Regions from separate parts of the Homo sapiens genome. Here region 1 is linked to region 2. A link is a loop called in an ENCODE intact Hi-C map of the cell type or tissue named here. Cell type or tissue: dorsolateral prefrontal cortex. All regions are shown on one strand.

The links. Hi-C counts contacts between places; a loop is a spot of excess contacts. Peaks named below come from ENCODE experiments on the same cell type or tissue, not always from the same donor. Only the 100,000 strongest peaks of a DNase experiment are listed, where the experiment ranks them.
Region 1: it touches region 2 in a loop (5-fold over the local background); 8 of 110 quality-filtered maps call a loop at or near these places.

The regions. Positions count from the first base shown.
Region 1 is chr5:77,076,649-77,079,148 of GRCh38, reverse strand. ZBED3 (zinc finger BED-type containing 3) reads left to right here. Exons shown (of 3, transcript NM_032367.4): 2 at 421-555; 3 at 1,254-2,500. The coding sequence starts at 1,271. The coding sequence ends at 1,975. Among named protein-coding and RNA genes, the nearest start is that of SNORA47, 2.7 kb to the left of the region's middle. RefSeq lists a silencer at 1,302-1,711. In dorsolateral prefrontal cortex, CTCF peaks have their summits at 1,188 and 1,388 (motif pointing right); DNase peaks (open chromatin) are centred at 1,378, 1,788 and 2,271; H3K4me3 peaks cover 1,284 bases; H3K27ac peaks cover 2,228 bases.
Region 2 is chr5:77,436,434-77,438,933 of GRCh38, reverse strand. WDR41 (WD repeat domain 41) reads left to right here. Exons shown (of 13, transcript NM_018268.4): 10 at 573-694; 11 at 1,510-1,598. Among named protein-coding and RNA genes, the nearest start is that of WDR41, 55 kb to the left of the region's middle. In dorsolateral prefrontal cortex, a CTCF peak has its summit at 1,520 (motif pointing right); a DNase peak (open chromatin) is centred at 1,534; H3K27ac peaks cover 1,511 bases.

The sequences.
Region 1 (2,500 bases), 360 kb after region 2:
TGAACTTATTTCCTAACTAATAAACTTCACCTTTTTCTGTATTCCCTTTTCTTTAATAGGTTATTGCAGTAGTGAATTAGTTTCCTAATAAAAAAGACTGTGCAATGACATTGCATTATGTTTGGATCCTTTTAACAGATTTTGTGTTGAACAAAGCAAGACGTTATTTTATTTCTTTTTCTTCCTTAATTAAAAGTATTGAGCAAACTTTGTATCTTGCAAATATGTAGAGGGGATCTTTTAGTTAGCACAAACAATAAAGAAAACTAATTTTATTTGTTTTATGCCTTGGGTATCTATGAAAGGGTTAGAAAAAGTGAACCAGGGCATGGCGCTGCTCAGTATTTCTAGTATCTGTCTTTAAGGTGGTTTGAATGCATTTCTTTCACTGGCCTGCCTGTCCTCTGAATTTACTCCTAGCACTGCTGATGGTTCTTCAGAACTCAGGAATCGTGTTGCATGCATTGTTTCTACCCACCTGAGATGGTTGGAAACCCTGAGGCAATGACAGGGACCCCAGAATCCTTGGGAAATTACCCACTGTCTAATTTAAAGGTAAAAATTTAGAATGCTGCTTTGGATATTGCTATTTCCTAAATGTGCATATCTTAAAAGCATTGCTTTCAGTACTGCCGATTTTCTCATAAGTAGATTGTTTTTATAATCACAAAAACATATTTTTATCTTGAAAAACATACAGTCTTTGAAAGCTTTTTAAAAGGCTGTTCACCACTGGCTCTTCCACTCCTGAAGTTTAAGAAACAAAATTTTCATTCCCAAAGCTGTCTTTTCTGGTCATTGCTCAAGTGTGCTGTGCAGCACCCAGAGAAGACTGCATAAGGGAGCCTAGCTGTTATTCTGAAGACAGTACCTTTTTTATTGTTGTCGTTGTTGTTATTAAGAAAGCAGAGACTAGTTAAAGCTAATACAGACACAGCACGGAGTTAGCTAGTTCTTTCTGTTCAAGCAGCTTAGCCTCCCGCTATTAGAATAAATACTTGTTGACTGGGGACCCACTTGATTTCAAAGAGGATTCCTAGTATAGGAAGGGCTAGATATTTTTAACAGTTTTTTCTGAGGAATCAACACTTAATACTGAAGATTAATTAGAAAGAAACTTAGACTATCTACACACACTATAGGCTTTTCATCGGTAAGAAAATGGAGGGCGGCATGGTTTCTTAGGCTAACTGTAGTCTAGGAGCTGTGTGCGTGATCCTAACACTCATTATTATTCTTCCCCTGCTCCCCAGCGTGCGGGCGCCGCAGAATGAGGAGTGGCGAGCCGGCCTGCACCATGGACCAGGCCCGCGGGCTGGACGACGCGGCGGCGCGGGGCGGTCAGTGTCCGGGACTGGGGCCGGCGCCGACGCCGACGCCTCCCGGCCGCCTGGGGGCGCCATACTCCGAGGCCTGGGGCTACTTCCACCTGGCGCCGGGGCGCCCCGGGCATCCGTCGGGCCACTGGGCCACCTGCCGTCTGTGCGGGGAGCAGGTGGGCCGCGGCCCGGGCTTCCACGCGGGGACCTCGGCGTTGTGGAGGCACCTGAGGAGCGCGCACCGGCGGGAGCTGGAGAGCAGCGGCGCCGGGAGCTCCCCACCTGCCGCGCCCTGCCCGCCGCCGCCCGGCCCCGCTGCGGCCCCCGAGGGCGACTGGGCGCGCCTGCTGGAACAGATGGGCGCGCTGGCCGTGCGCGGCAGCCGGCGGGAGCGGGAGCTGGAGCGGCGCGAGCTGGCCGTGGAGCAGGGCGAGCGCGCCCTGGAGCGGAGGCGGAGGGCGCTGCAGGAGGAAGAGCGCGCCGCGGCCCAGGCGCGCCGGGAACTGCAGGCCGAGCGGGAGGCGCTGCAGGCGCGGCTGCGGGATGTGAGCCGCCGTGAGGGCGCCCTGGGCTGGGCCCCCGCTGCGCCGCCGCCGCTCAAGGACGACCCCGAGGGTGACAGGGACGGCTGCGTCATCACAAAGGTCCTCCTGTAGGGGTGTGGCCACTTCCCCACCCCAGGACAGCGCTTCTCCGTCCAATGCCAATGCCTTCAGACCCCGCTGGGACCGAAGCCGTAACCGAAGCCAGGCCCGCAGCCGCTACTCACTCGGAAGCTCCAGCTAACTGTAGGATCTTCCACACCCTAAGGCTTCAGCTTGAGAAGCACTTCGAAGCCAGAGCAGAACCAAAACTCACTTCCATGGGGTCACCGGGGGTGCCTGGGCGGCCTTTCGTGGGCATGCACGCAAGGAATTGGGGTGGCACACGGGACACCCGAGAGCTCCAGGAGCCCCGTGAACCCAGACCACCCAGTGCCATGGCCACTTAGGGCTGGGAACCCGAACCTGGTGACTTTGAAAGGATAGAGCTTCATTCCATACCAAAGACTTATCACACCATGTGCCTATACACCCAGCAGCCCAAGGTGGAGGGTGCGTGGAAATGAGAAAGCTTTTTACCCAAAAAAAAAAAAAAAAGAGTTCCTAATGCATAATCTGCCCAACACCAAGTTCTGAAGG
Region 2 (2,500 bases):
GATTAAAGTTGTTTTAGTAAAAAGGTATTTATTTCTAATAGTACATTTGGAAAAATGTTTTTTGAAACCTTCAGAGGATTGCATGATGATAATGCCACTGTAGCCGTGCTTTTTTGTATCACTTGTAGGTCTCCTGATTGCTTAAGATGTGGAATGCAAGTAATTTTGCTTGCATTTTTCAGGCAGAAGAAGCTAGGTAATTTTCCCAAGGATATAGTGTTATTTAAATGAAAACTCAGGTTATCCCTCAACAGCTTCCACTGCAGGGCCAGGCTGCTAGCTATAGCTTTTCTCTAGATATATTTCAGTGAGGAAGAAGTGGCGCTAAGGGATATACTATGCAGACCTACCTTTCTCTGCATTAGTGGTTGTGTCCTACCTTCTAAATGCTCAGAGCTTTCTTTAGTGCTTTGACATTTTGGGGTTTCAGAGATTAGTACTGTAATTTGGGCTAAAGGCTAGGAATGGGAAAGGTAATGGTGGCTTTCTGATGTCACATGAGGGCTGGAAATCCATTACACTAGGAAGGGTGAGTGCTAGTTTTATGCCCATTTCTGAACTTCTTCCCCTAGAATGTATTTGCTGCAGTTGGAAGGGGTTTATACGTGTATAGCCTTCAAATGAAGCGTGTGATTGCCTGCCAGAAAACTGCACATGACTCCAATGTCCTGCACGTTGCCAGACTTCCAAACAGGTACAAGTTCCCATCTGTTCTGCAATAGATGAAAGCAAGTCACAGTTCCCAGGGCTACCAGTGTAATTTCTCAAGTGGCCAAGTTACCTGGCTTCATGGCTTGACCTGCTGTGTTCTTTTGGAAATGGAGAATGCCTGAGGGCTGTCTCTAACAGAAGGGTATGTGGCAGTATATTACAGAATTTACAAGAAGCAAGGTGCAAATGAATTACATTGAATTTCATTGTTAAGAAGAGATGATTTAAAATTTGGTATTTAACAACATAAACGACTTTGGGGCCACTTACATTGTACCAATTTTTATATTTCTCATAAACCTACCTTCTTTTTGTTTATGGCCAGAATCAAATGGTTGCTGGTCTCCTTGTTGTGTGAGGCTACTAAGTGAGTGGTTTCCTGTCAGGGTAGATTTGCTGCTGAGCTTCTAGGGACGAACATATGGACAGGGACTATCATTATTTTCTATGCAGGATATTTTTATAGTGAAGCACCCAGAGAAGAGAGGTAGCAAGAGGAGGGAAGGGGGCTGCTTAGGACATTGTGAAGTATAATTCACACTGTTTTCCCAAGGGCATTTTTTTAAATGGAGAGAATCAATTTATAGCATTTGAGCTAATGTAACGAGTAACATGTGGCTTTCCTAAAGGGTGCTTTTAGTTTGCGTTGTAACGTCATGCTAAATTGTGATTTTTGTCAGTTCCTGCTAAGAGCTGAATAAAAGCAGTTGAGGGCTCCACTGATTTCTTTCACTGCAAATTTAGCATTGGCCCTCAGTGGTGCGCTCTTTTTGTATTACTGATTTTCTGTTCTGACAGGCAGTTAATCTCATGCTCAGAAGATGGCAGTGTACGCATTTGGGAGTTAAGAGAAAAACAGCAGCTTGCAGCTGAGCCTGTACCAACAGGTGTGTGTCTTCTCTCAAAAAGGTAGTCTTTTTCTCTCCTTTTTTCTCACGTGAAAGGCAGGAGAAGGACAATTATGTGAAACCACTAAAATAATATAGAAATGCTCCAAATAGGCATCAGATGTTTATAGAAAGCATATGGTAATTGAGATCTAGGATTTACAGCTTAATACTGCCCTAATGTAGAACTGCCACTTCATTTCAAGTAAGATAGAGATTTTCTTGTTTTGAGGGAAAACTTACTTTCTGGTAATCTGAATGACCAAATGGCCTAATGAAGTATTCATTTATATTGTCTATAATTCTGACTGATACACAAAATTTGTACCGTCAGATGTCAAACCAAAGTGTTCTTTACCCTTGATGTTGAACTTAATTTATGGGAAAACATACTTTTCCTTGTGTGCTTATATCATAATTTTATGAGCTCTTGACTTCCAGGTGTTTAGTTTGAAAAACAAAACTCTGAAGGGTTGAATAAATTAGTTACCAACCTTTGCACAAGAAATCAGATGCTGGTACCTAGTTGTTTCTGGTCCTTTTGACTTCCTGAAGTCCTGGGGTGTTGCTTTTGCACATACATATACAGCTTTTCCCCTATGCCTTGTTTGTTGATCTGAGTTTTGCCCTTTTTTCCCTTGACAGTTAGACACTGCCATTCAAGCTTTGTTTCTGTCCTGTTTTATTCCAAGTGTCTTTTTGTTAATATACCTGCACCAGTGGGTGACTAGGGGCAATAAAAAGAGATGAAGAACAGACCTGGTTAGCTAAGAAAGATGAAATAACATATTCACAAAACCCTAGCACGGTGCTCAGGTACTGTCCACTTAGCCCTTGACTAAAATAAGTCTGGAACCTCTTCACATTTAAATTTTGTTTTTCTGATCTCATGTTATTGTAAG